2 separate regions of the Homo sapiens genome follow, and region 2 is linked to region 1. A link is a contact called in ENCODE Hi-C data. All regions are on one chromosome and are shown on one strand. Each heading gives the region's core, a stretch centred on a gene start or an enhancer-like site at or near the end of the contact. The rest is flanking DNA. Distances are from core to core; before and after follow the strand shown.

What was found. A loop is a pair of places that touch in the nucleus more often than their neighbours do.
Region 2: a map of PC-9 shows a loop between it and region 1 (5-fold over the local background). The contact joins two enhancer-like sites. A Hi-C loop is called at or near these places in 3 of 168 maps with a recorded cell type or tissue (PC-9, Right ventricle myocardium inferior and heart right ventricle).

What each region holds. Positions count from the first base shown.
Region 1 is chr7:46,481,259-46,488,227 of GRCh38, reverse strand. It overlaps LOC105375266 (a long non-coding RNA gene), which reads left to right and starts at 6,650. Exons shown (of 4, transcript NR_187896.1): 1 at 6,650-6,969. Within about 2 kb of position 2,332, at least 3 of the 41 ENCODE cell types and tissues checked have a DNase peak (open chromatin) inside an H3K27ac peak, as active enhancers do; they include PC-9, where a contact is called at or near this core.
Region 2 is chr7:46,429,479-46,436,191 of GRCh38, reverse strand. No RefSeq gene overlaps it. Among named protein-coding and RNA genes, the nearest start is that of IGFBP3, 510 kb to the right of the region's middle. Within about 2 kb of position 3,236, at least 2 of the 41 ENCODE cell types and tissues checked have a DNase peak (open chromatin) inside an H3K27ac peak, as active enhancers do; they include PC-9, where a contact is called at or near this core.

The sequences.
Region 1 (6,969 bases), core at 1,083-3,582:
ATGATCCCAGCTTCAAATGTCAAAATCATTAAAATTGAGAGATTAAAGAAAGAATAGAAATACTCGCAATTAAGTCTAATAAAGCTAAAGGTGAAGTTTCTTCTTAATATTTTAAAATTCCAAAGCACATATTTTCTACATGTAAGCAGATAATCAATCAATATTTCAATATTTTTCTTTCTTTCTTTTTTTTTTTTTTTTTGAGACAAAGTCTTGCTGTCACCCAGGCTGAAGTGCAGTGGTATGATCTCTGCTCACTGCAGCCTCTGCCTCCTGGGTTCAAACAATTATCCTGCCTCAGCCTACTGAGTAGCTGGGATTACAGGCATGTGTGCCACCACACCCAGCCAATTTTTGTAATTTTACTAGAGATGGAGTTTCACCATGTTTTCCAGGATGGTCTCGAACTCCTGACCTCAACTGATCCACCTGCCCCAGCCTCCCAAAGTGCTGGGATTACAGGTGTGAGCCACCATACCTGGCCATCAATCAATATTTCTTAAATTAATACATAAATAAATGCATGAGTGGGCAGAAGGATAGATGAATTTCACATTCTGTGTGAAGAAGAGTTTACTTGACAGTAATTTATACTTAAAAATACAAATGCAGGAGTCATGAAATCAAAGCTGGGGTTCCCTCACAAACCATCTAGTGTCTCTATGGGAGTTCTTCCACTGGGAGAACTGAGGTAAGGTGCCCATGGCCTCCCAGCCAGTAAAGAACACATCTGAGCTCAAAGAGGTGCTGTTTGCCTTTACACCCGGCAGGTAAGAAGAGCAGAGTCAAAGACAAAAGGAGGAATGAGGGAGCCTTGAAAGATTAAATTTCAGAATTAGTCATGACTGGCTACTGATGGTCATGTTCCCTTCCATGCATATCACTTGCTTTTACTGTTTGAAAATTCTCCACATGTATCACCTCATCTCCGAGTCCAAAGATAACCTGAATAGGTGATCTGGACATCAGTTAAAAGGTAAGGAGATGAACATCTTTCTTTATGGACATTTGGATCTTAATATGTTTGTAAAGCATGCAAACATCTTTTAAGCTCTGTGTTCTGCACCCTTGAGAAGATGTCTGTATTGCAGTGGTTCTGAAACTGTGGTAGCCACATCAGCAGCATCAGCAGCTCCTGGGTGCTGGTGAGTAACACGAGTTTTCAGGCCCCACCCGAGACCTAGTGAGTCAGAACCTCAGGACTGGGCCCAGCAGCCTGCGTTGTGTCAAGACTTCCAGCTCATTCTAAGGCACACTCAAGTCAGAGAACCACTGTTGTGTTATTGGTGCAAACATCCCAACAGAGAAAGTTAGACATACAATTTATGAAGACGTGGAAGAATAAGAGATGTCAAGGTATCTGTAAAGGAAGAATAAAATCTTATTTAGATTGTTAAAGCCCAGCAAATATGTAGTGTTTAATTGACATCCAGGAAGGTTGAGTCATTTGTCAAAGTTCACACAGCCTCCTAGGAGTTTAAATCATTATGAGTTTAAAAAGACATTTAGAATGACTACTGAGAATAAAAATGAAAAAGGACAACAAAAAATATTAAATAGGAAGCGATTCCAAATGCTAGGAATTGCTAAAAGAAGCTAGAGAGGAATTTATCTGTCAAAGCAATGCAGTTTGCTTTTTTCCACCCTGCAGTACTAAATCATGCTTTTAATTCAATAATGGCATGTAAGAATAAGCTCATTAAATGAGTTAAACTTTTGTGACCCTGAAAACTAGTTTTCTGCATGTTGAATCTGTTGAGAGCACAGCTGAGACCCATCTTCTACCATCTCTGTTGACATTTTTATCAGGTAAGAGGTCACTATGGTAATTATAGAAGAGAAAAATATAAACAAGTGCATATTTATTGTATTTCAGATTTTATCTTCTGTGTCTTCTATCCTCATAGGATGCAACTATCTTTCACACTGATAAGAGTGGCCTTCCTCCATGTTCACTCTGTCAAATGCCTTGTCACTTCATGTTGGATGATAATGTCTATGTCCATGTGAATGAAAGATTCAGACAGGCACAGATTTCAAACTCTCAGCAATTAAGAACAAATAAATTTTGTAAGTAAGAAATCGAAATTTTTTAAAAGCTTAACATTTGTTTCACTTATTTAGAAAATATGATTTTAAGCATTTACACCCTTTTTTTAAACATTAAAAATTGCGATGAGACACACCAATGTATGAGCCTGTTTATCACGTGGCCACATAAACTCAGGAATGGAGGAAATGTGATTGATGTAAATTTATAGTAAGTGGTTAGTGACTCAGGTGGTAGGTTGATAAAAAACTACTCAGAAAAGGCAGAATGGACCTCAGGCTAACAAGGCTGGATTGTATATGTTTAAATATCTTTAAAGATAATGCATTGGCCAAAGAGTCAGGGAATTGCCATGAACACAGAGAAAAGACAGTAGTTGTGGCAGAGGCAGATAAGACAATTGACCCATGGACAGCAATTGCTACTTTGCAAAAACCACAGCTGTACTGCCCTGACCACGCTTTTTAGATTACCTGCTCTCATTTTTTTCTGATCCTGTATCTCATAAAGCCTTGCTTTTGCCAGTTTTCCAAATATGGGAAAAAAATGCCTGGTCAAACCACTGTGCATTCCAACCTGCAGGAGGATTTTTGTTTATCTTTGTGAATTAGTAACACTGGCATTGCTGTTGAGTTCATTTATTCATCCAAGTATTTCCTTAGAAAGGAGCTTCCTGGGTTTCTGAGATAGTGAGCTCCCTGGTAGGGGAGAAAGATAGCATGCAGGTGTTACTATGACTTACTTTGGAAAGCGACCCAGTGGGACACAGCCCAGGGCAATGATCTACCTGTCAAGGAGGAGGTAGTGGCACCAACTGCACTTTGGAGAAAATGACACCCTTGAGCTGGTTCTAAAATGACAAATACAGTTTGGCCAGCTTTGTGTTTTTGTTTTATTTTGCCTTAAAGGAGTAATAGGAAAGGACTTTGAGGCAGAGAAGGGGACAGAAAAGCAACCCTCTAAGTAGAGTGCCCCATGCGGGGGGTGGTGTTGGGAGAGGAAGTGTTTCCACTAGTAGCCTTCGAGTTGTGATGTGGAAACTTCCACCTGCAGTGCCCAGGGCAGGGCAGAGAAGTCAGGCTTCAGGGAACACTAGGCTCTATTCCACAGGCAGATGTCAGGAAGGAGGAAGTGAAGAGTCAGCAGAGCACTTCACTTGCTGGTAGCAGGTGGAATATGGATCGAGAGACAGCCAATGGATTGAGAGGTGGAACATGGATTGGTTGAAACAAACAATAGAAATATTGTGTGATCCACAAAGGCAATTTTAAAATTCTTTAATAGCCACAAGAAACAAGTGAAATAAATGTGATAATGTAATTTATTTAACACAATACATTCAAACTTTTGTCATTTAAAATGTCATCAGTACACAAATTTATTAATGATAGTTTACACTTACTCTTCTTGTACTTGGTGTTTGAAACCTTGCATGTATTTTACACATAAAGCATATTTTTATTTACAGATGCTAAACTCATCACAATTACTCGATCTGTGTTTAGATTTCATTAAATTTAAAGTTGAAGAGTACATTCACATGCCGGAGTTTTTCAGAGATTCTGAAAGGGTTTTTTTCTCTCTCTTTTGTTTTTTTGTTTTTCTGTTTTGAGATAGAGTCTGGCTCTGTTGCCCATGCTGGAGTGAGGCAGTGTGATCTTGGCTCACTGCAACTGCCACCTCCTGGGCTCAAGTCATCCTTCCACCTCAGCCTCCCGAGTAGCTGTGACCACAGGCACATGCCACCATGCCCAGGTAATTTTCTGTGTTTTTGATTGAGACAGGGTTTCACTATGTTGCCCAGGCTGGTCTCAAACTCCTGAGCTCAAGCAATCCAACTGCCTCGGCTTCCCAAACTGCTGGGATTACAGGCATGAGCCACCATGCTCAACCAGAGATTCTTAAGTTTTCTAACAACTGAATTCAGTATCTATATTTTCTTGATTTAATGCAATTAAATACTACTAAAACTTCAGATAACTGGTTACACCAGTCACATTTCAAGTGCTCAGTAGCAACATATGGCCATTGGCTAGTGTATTGGACAACTCAGGGATAGAGCAAAGAGACTTGGAGGATAGGATCCATTTGGAAGATTTATGTTGTAGTCACAGAAATTATGACAACAGTTTAAGCAAGGTTAATCATAGAAGAATGAATATGAGATGGAATATTGGAGAACTATTAGAAGGCATAATGGACAAACTTAGTAAGAGAGAAAGGGAGTAGTCAGGCAAGTCCCCAGGGAGCTGGTGTGAGGGAGTGAGCAAATGGTGTTCTCCCAGGAAGACTGTGTGTGCAGGAGAACACAGGAGTTGAGAGAGAAAGAACGACTTCTACTTTGGACAAAGCAATTCCAAGGAGCCCATGGTACTCTGAAGCAGACTGACCACACACAAATAGCCCTGGAGGATTAGTTATTTGAAGAGGGTTGGAAAGTAGTTATTGAACTTTGAGAGCTATCGGCAGGTGGTAGTCAAAACCCGCCAGGCTCTATGAGGTCTTTGTTGAAGTGAGTCCATCTCTGAGGTGCACATCTGCTTCAGCGCACAGAGAAAATTAGAGTTTGAGCCTGAAGGGTCCTGGCACAGATTGTGGCCTAGGTTAATTTGACTTAAGTACTGCCTGCTGCTGACATCTTGGTAGGCAATTTGCTAGTGTCTTCGGGAAACTCCTAGATTCATAACTTTGTTCCATATTTGTCTTCCAGATTTTGCAGGTGTCATCTGCTTGTCATCAAAGGCTTATATGCAAATATATTTAAGAAACGTTTTCCTTTCTTTACTGATCCCTAATAGATAGTAGTTATGTGTCTGGTAGGTTACATGCAAATTAAACACATATGAACGGGAGAATTCAAATACACTGAGGAAAGCTCTAGATACTAGATGTGGTGTTATTTTTGTAAATGTAAAAGCAGTCACAAATTGTACAAGTTACCACTAATTAGTACAGAAATTTAATGAAATTTTTTTTAGTACAGCAAATAGGAAAACTCAGTTTTAAGTTTGCATTTTATAATATTACAATCATTAAATATGAACTCAATTCAAATTGGAGAAATTTAAGCTTTAGAATGAAAAGATTTATTTCTACTTTTATGGAAGAAAGTAGAATTCTTTCATCATTACTGTACTTTTTAAAAATTATTTATTATACTTTAAGTTCTGGGGTACATGTGCAGAATGTGCAGTTTTGTTACATAGGTAAACATGTGCCATGGTGGTTTGCTGCACCCATCAACCCATCAACTGCATTAGGTATTTCTCCTAATGCTATGCCTCCCCTAGCCCCCACCCCACAACAAGCCCTGGTGTGTGATGTTCCCCTCCCTGTGTCCATGTGTTCTCATTGTTCAACTCCCACTTATGAGTGAGAATATGCTGTGCTTGGTTTTCTGTTCTTCTGAAAGTTTGCTGAGAATGATGGTTTTTAGCTTCATCCATGTCCCTGCAAAGGACATGAACTCATCCTTTTTTATGCCTGCATAATATTACATGGTGAATATGTGCCACATTTTCGTTATCCAGTCTATAATTGATGGACATTTGGGTTGGTTCCAAGTATTTGCTATTGTGAATAGTGCCACAATAGACATACATGTGCATGTGTCTTTATAATAGAATGATTTATAATCCTTTGGATATATACCCAGTAATGGGATTGCTGGTTAAATGGTATTTCTGGTTCTAGATCCTTGAGGAATTGCCACACTGTCTTCCACAATGGTTGAACTAATTTACACTCCCACCAACAGTGTAAAAGCGTTCCTATTTCTCCACATCCTCTAGAGCATCTGTTGTCTCCTGACTTTCTAATGATTGCCATTCTAACTGGCATGAGATGGCATCTCGTTGTGGTTTTGATTTGCATTTCTCTAACGACCAGTGATGATGAGCATTTTTTCATATGTCTGTTGGCTGCATAAATGTCTTCTTTATATGCAGAAAACTGAAACTAGACCCATTCCTCACACCTTATACAAAAATCAAGTCAAGATGGATTAAAGACTTAAATGTAAGGCCTAAAATCATAAAAATCCTAGAAGAAAACCTGGGTAATGCCATTGAAGACATAGACATAGGCAAAGACTTCATGTCTAAAACATCAAAAGCAATGGCAACAAAAACCAAAATTGACAAATGGGATCTAATTAAACTAAAGAGCTTCTGCACAGTAAAAGAAACTATCATCAGAGTGAATAGGCAACTTGCAGAATGGGAGAAGATTTTTGCAATCTATCCATCTGACAAAGGGCTAATATCCAGAATTTACAAAGAACTTAAACAAATTTACAAGAAGAAAACAAACAACCCCATCAAAAAGTGGGCAAAGGATATGAATGAATACTGTACTACTGTTAATAAGAATCATATATAATAATTCACAAACATTTCAGGGCTGGTTAGAGTAGCCTTTCCTTTATGAGTTCATCTTCTTTAAAGGACAGAAATGGCAGTGGATTGCAAGTCTCCAGTAGGAGACAGCCCAGGTGTTCACAATGGGGGCACTATCGATGACACAATGACCCAAATCAAACAAGTGAAACATCACAGAGGCAGGAAAGTTCTGCCCCAAACCCTGCAAGAACAGGGACTTAGAAAAGCTTAGACATTCATAGGAATAAGACCTCCAGCTATTTATGGGTTGATTACAAGCTCAGTATGATTCAATTGATGATTAGATAGTAGACATCACCTGTTACGATTGGAGCCCTGTGGCCAAGAGGACGCCTGTGAACTATTTCACCTGATTAGGCCACGCTGGGATTTTTTGCTTGGGTGAGAGGTCGTGCTTCCCCAGGACACGGGCAGCAGCCTGGAGAGAGGAGTCTCAGAGGGTAACCCTGCTCTTCTCAAATATGGAAAGCTCCTATGTGGAAGGGCAGTGAGTGGGATTTATCTTTTTCTGGGGATTCC
Region 2 (6,713 bases), core at 1,987-4,486, 53 kb after region 1:
GAAAATCCCCAAATATTTTAAGTTTAAACAACACAGTTCTGAATAATACATGGATCAAAGAAGTCTCAAGAAAAGTTGTAAAAAGATCTTGAACTAAATGAAAATGAAAATATAAACTATTAGGCCAGGCCTGGTGGCTCACACCTGTAATCCCAGCACTTTGGAAGGCTCAGGCAGGTGGATCACTTGAGTCCAGGAGTTCGGGATCAGCCTGGCCAACATGGTGAAACCCTGTCTCTACTGAAAATACAAAAATTCCCCAGGTGTAGTGGCGCATGCCTGTAATCCCAGCTACTCTGGCACGAGAATCACTTGAACCCAGGAGACAGAGGTTGTAGTAAGCCAAGATTGCACCACTGCACTCCAGCCTAGGCAACAGAGCAAGACTCTGTCTCCAAAAAAAATTTTTTTAATACATAACTTATCAAAATTTGCAGGATACAAGAAAATAAGCACTTAGATGGAAACTCATAGCATAAAATACATATATTAGAAAAGAATAAAGATCTAAAATTAAACCAATTGTTTGAGATGATCAAGTGGTATGATACAATTATTTTAACATCTGTCCCAAATGTCTTAGAATCACAACTCACTATTGTCAGAACAAGGAATCATACATACAAAAAATAATCAAGAACTACAATTTTTAAAAGCTGTAAAGGACAAAAAATTATCCTAATTTAATTGTCATTTTGGAAGGAAAAAATAAAGAGAAACAACTAGAGCCAAGAACAAAATTAAATAAAGTAGGTGATCAGAAAATAATATACACTTGCCAGTAATAACTCACTATATAATATAATAGATTGATATTCATATTTTCAACAGCAATAAAAAATAAATATAGAAATAATTTAACATGATTTTCAAAAAAATTCTTTTCTAAGATTTGTAAAGAGTTTGAATAAATTAATAAAAGAGTCAGTAGAAACAGATAGTGTTTGTAAATAATATGAATCAGTGGTTTAAAAAGGAAGACTGTTTCCAAATCAGTTCACATATTGAGGTTTCATTTTGTTTTGTTTCTGTTCTTGTTTGTGATAACATCCCAATGAGATATATTTGTAACTTTATAAACTCATATTTACCTTCCTGTAAAATCAAATTCATAAAAGAAAAACAAAGGAACATCTGAGAAAGAAGGTTCCTTATGGAGAAAATGCCATGTGTAGGCTTTATGTTATAAATCTGTATGTGATAAACAATATTGAGCTAGATTGATAAAATCAAACTAATCAATGATACAGACTAACACTATAGTGTACTATAAAACAAATTATAAAAAGGTGAATGCCAACAAATTTTGCTCAAAATTTGATACTCTTACATGCATGCATAGATGCACAAATATATTTAGATGTGTATATTTAGATACCCATCAGCCTATCTAACATCATTAAGCAATTTTTATATATGCCTTTTCTGTGCATTTGTATTACTTTCTAGCTTTCTACCAAAAATAGATACAATAATGGGTAACATTGTTAGACTCATGTACTAAAGTAAAAATCTATGGGTCAAAGATAATTTAAAATTAAAATAATATAATGTATATTTGGACCACTTTTTTTCTATATAAAGTGGAGATCTCACCCATTATGAATTAAGAAGAAACTCAGCAAATACATAAAGGGCACATTGCAAAACAGTGTATGCCATATGTGTTCATCTGTTTTCACACTGCTATAAAGAGCTGCCCGAGACTAGGTAACTTATAAAGGAAAGAGGTTTAATTGACTCACAGTTCTGCATGGTTGGGGAAGCCTCAGGAAACTTACAATCATGATAGAAGGCGAAGGGAAAGCCAAGCACCTGCTTTACAAGGCGGCAAGAAGGAGAATGGCCAAGCAAAGGGGGAAGAGCCCCTTAAAAACCATCAGATATTTGAGCGCTCACTCACTCTCATGAGAAAAGCATTGGGGAAACCACCCCCATAATTCAATTACCTCCACCTGGTCTCTCCCTTGATACACAGGCATTATGAGGATTACGGGGATTACAATTCAACATGAGATTTTGACGGGGACTGTTGGGAGCAGGCCCCCCAAAATCTGGCCGTAAACTGGCCCCAAAACTGGCCATAAACAAAATCTCTGCAGCACTGTAACATGTTCATAATGGCCCTAACGCCCAAGCTGGAAGGTTGTGGGTTTACGGGAATGAGGGCAAGGAACACCTGGCCCACCCAGGGCGGAAAACCGCTTAAAGGCCTTCTTAAGCCACAAACAATAGCATGAGTGATCTGTGCCTTAAGGACATGCTCCTTCTGCAGTTAATTAGCCCAACCTATTCCTTTAATTCGGCCCATCACTTTGTTTCCCATAAGGGATACTTTTAGTTAATTTAATATCTATAGAAACAATGCTAATGACTGGCTTGCTGTTAATAAATACGTGGGTAAATCTCTGTTTGGGGCTCTCAGCTCTGAAGGCTGTGAGACCCCTGATTTCCCAGTTCATACCTCTATATTTCTGTGTGTGTGTGTCTTTAATTCCTCTAGCGCCGCTGGGTTAGGGTCTCCCTGACCGAGCTGGTCTCGGCAGCGACATAAAGCCTAACCATATCACCATATAATCTCTTTTATGTATGTACATTTACAAGTATGTGGAAATTAAATATTAAACATTTTATGTAATAGTATGTATATTAATGTATTATATGTAAGCATACGCAAATAGCAAATAAACTTTGTTGTTATCTCTGGGTGGTGGAATTAGCCATGATTTTTACATTTATACATGAAATGGTATCAGTTCAGTAATAAGAAAAGTTGATAAAGATTACAATTAAGGTCAATATATTTTGTAGTGAAAATGTTTAGCTTTTATTCTTCATCAGTGTGTTTGCTCAAAGATGTTAAGATCTTTCTGGCCCACGTCTGCTCCAAGAGCATCATTTTGCATAGATCTTTATGGGGATTATTTCCAACCTTTTAGGCAATGTTTTGTGTCCACTGCTGAGAAAATCAATAATTTTATACACAAGGCTGTATTTTTATTTTTGTTTCTGAAATTGTTGGTTTGCTTAAGAGCTAATCTAGCCTTGGTTACCCTTTCAGCTTGTGTTTATGTTTAAAGAACACCTTCCAGGCCAAGGTCAGCCCCCGTGGAAGACTCCCCAACAGTCGTGGATGGGCTGGAGGAGAGAAGTCACAACATGTTTCCTGTTAAAAGAAACTTTAAACCGTAAATCACTTTCTCACAAGGAATTTGTTCATGTTTATTTCTTAAGAGGATATTGAGCAATGTTGCCCCTTGAGCCTGGTAAATATGTTGATTTAAGATGTATATCTAATAGTTCCATGATGCATTTGACCACAATGGTTACCTAAAGGGTGGAATGAGGTAGCTATCTCCAAGGGAGGGATGAGGAGAGGAGTGTCCTCTGACATGATAACTGGACGTCACCAGAGAATGAAAGGCAGGCATGAAGCAGACACCCAGAGCTGAGTCAAAGATGGGATGGTGAGGGGAGCAGAGGAATGCATTACAGGGTCATCAGCATTATCAGTTACCTATAGGGTGCCTCCTGGCACTATATTAAGCATTAAAGCATAATTTCTCAGCAAGCCAGGCATAGATGTGGAATCTAAATTACATCCCACCCAGAGTGTTTACCCCTTTCTCTTTTCTAGCACTCAATAAACCTTAATTGAAAAGAAAATGCCAAGGTGGAAAGACTGTGGAAAGTAAAATTAGACAGATACAAAGCCACTGTTTTGTCCTGTGTTTGCCTCTGTGAATCTGTTTCCCATCTATATACTTAGGCTGTTAATGCAAAGATCAGTGTAAGCCCTCCATGAGTTTATGCAAAAGAGAATATCTCAGCATCGGGTGTGCCACCTTCAGATACCAGTATCTTTTATTCCTCTCTCTTTTCAGGACACTAGATCAGCTTCAGTGAATTGTAGCAATGTGAAATATAACATTCTTTGAGTACTGCTAAAGTTGAAGGAAATTAGGTTATCATTATGTAGTTTGGCTTGAGAAATTGCTGAAATGGAAAGAGTCAGAAGACTGTATAATACAATGTGGAATGATAAATTGGAACCATGCTCAGATGGTTCTAGAAAAGCAGTGTGAAGCACAGGGTGACAGCATGTGCATGTGGCAGAGGGAAAATGACAGCGTGGCAGAGGACCAAGGACCCTGCATACTAAGGTCAAGGGCTTTGGTAAATACTTTCTGTAATGCTCTCTTGAAACATCAAAAATTCAAGCAAAAAAGTGGCATTCAATTTGCATTTGGAAGATGCTTTAGGTAGAACTTTTACTTCGTTCAGCTACTAAAATAATGGATTACACTGGTTAATTGTAAATATTGAACCACTCTTGCATTCCTGGAATAAGCCCCATGTGTATAATTCTTTTTATATATTGGTGAATTCTGTTGACTAATATCTGGTTAAGAATTTTCATCCATGTTTATGAATGATATAACTTATAGTTTCATTTTCTTTCTTTTTTTCTTTCATACCATCTTTGGTTTTAGTATCGGGGTAATACTACCTTCATAAAAATAATTCCGAATTTTTTATCATAATTTCAGGAAGGGATTATGTACAGTTAGTGTTAATTTTTCTTTAAATGTTTTGTAGAATTCTCCAGTGAAATCATCTTGGCTTGGACATTTTGGAGGTATGGGGTGTAGTTATTAAATCATACATTATAATTTTCCTAATATAGTGTTATTCAGATTATCTATTTCATATTAGATGAGTTATTACAGTTTTGAATTGGTCTATGTCATCTAAATTGTCAAATAGATATGTATAGAGTTGTTGATAGTATTCCCTTATTATTCTTTTGATGTCTTCAGTGACTATGGTGATATTCCCTCTTTCATGCCTGAGATTAATAATTTATGCCTTCTTTTTTTTTTCTCTGTCAGTCTTGTGATATGGTTTGTTTCCCCACCCAAATCACACCTTGAATTGTATCTCCCAGAATTCCCACGTGTTGTGGGAGGGGCCCCAGGGGGGTAATTGAATCATGGGGGCTGGGCTTTCCTGTGTGATTCTCCTGATAGTAAATAAGTCTCACAGGATTTGACAGGTTAATCAGGGGTTTCTGCTTTTGCTTCTTCCTCATTTTTCTCTTGCCACCATCATGTAAGAAGTGCCTTTCACTTCCCAGCATGATTCTGAGGCCTCCCCAGCCCTGTGGAACTGTAAGTCCAATTAAACCTGTTTTTGTTCCTAGTTTTGGGTATGTCTTTATTAGCAGCGAGAAAATGAATTAATACAGTAAATTGGTACTGGTAGAGTGAGGCGTTGCTGAAAAGATACCCAAAAATGTGGAAGCGACTTTGGAACTACATAATAGGCAGAGGCTGGAACAGTTTGGAGGGCTCAGAAGAAAAAAAGAAAATGTGGGAAAGTTTGGAACCTCCTAGAGACTTGTTGAATGGCTTTGAAAAAAAATGTTGGTAGTGATAAGAACAATAAGGTCCAGGCTAAGGTGGTCTCAGATGGAGATGAGGAACTTGTTGGGAACTGTAGCAAAGGTGACTCTGGTTGTGTTTTAGCAAAGAGACTGGCAGCATTTTGCCCTTCCCCTAGAGATGTGTGGAACTTTGAACTTGAGAGAGATGATTTAGGGTAACTGGAAGAAGAAATTTCCTTTTTTTTTTTTTTTTTTTTAGATGGAGTCTCGCTCTGTCACCCAGGCTGTAGTGCATTGGTGCGATCTCGGCTTACTGCAAGCTCCACCTCCCAGGTTCACGCCATTCTCCTGCCTCAGCCTCCCGAGTAGCTGGGACTACAGGCACCCTCCACCACACTCGGCTAATTTTTTTGTATTTTTAGTAGAGACGGGGTTTCACTGTGTTAGCCAGGATGGACTTGATCTCCTGACCTCGTGATCCACTCGCCTCAGCCTCCCAAAGTACTGGGATTACAGGGGTGAGCCACCGCGCCTGGCCGGAGGAAGAAATTTCCAAGCATCAAAGCATTCAAAAAGTGACTTGGGTGCTGTTAAAAGCATTCCATTTTAAAAGGGAAACAGAGCATAAAAGTTCAGAAAATTTGCAGCCTAACAATGCAGTAGAGAAGAAAAACCCATTTTTTGAGTAGAAATTCAAGCTGGCTACAGAAATTTGCATAGTAGCAAGGAACCTAATGTTAATCCCCAAGACCATGGGGGAAATGTCTCCAGGCCATGTTAGAGGCCTTCATGGCAGACTCTCCCATCACAGGCCCTGATGCCCAGGAGGAAAAAGTGGTTTTGTGGGCAGGGCCCAGGGTCTCCATGCTGTGTGCAGCCTAGGAACTTGGTGCCCTGTGTCCCAGCCATTACAGCCATGGCTGAAAGGGGCCAACATAGAGCTCAGTCTGAGGCTTCAGAGGGTGGAAGCCCCAAGCCTTGGCAGCTTCCATGTGGTTTTGAGCTTGCAGGTGCACAGAAGTCAAGAATTGAGGTTTGGGAACCTCTGTCTAGATTTCAGAAGATGTATGGTAATGCCTGGATGCCCAGGCAAAAGTTTGCTGAAGGGGTAGGGTCCTCAAGCAGAACTTCTGCCAGAGAAGTGTGGAATGGAAATGTGGGATCAGAGCCCCCACACAGAGTCCCTACTGGGGCACTGCCTACTGGAGCTGTGAGAAGAAGACCACCGTCCGCCAGACCCCAGAATGATAGATCCACCAACAGCTTGCACCGTGTGCCTGGAAAAGCTGCAGACACTCAACACCAGCCTGTGAAAGCAGCCAGGAGG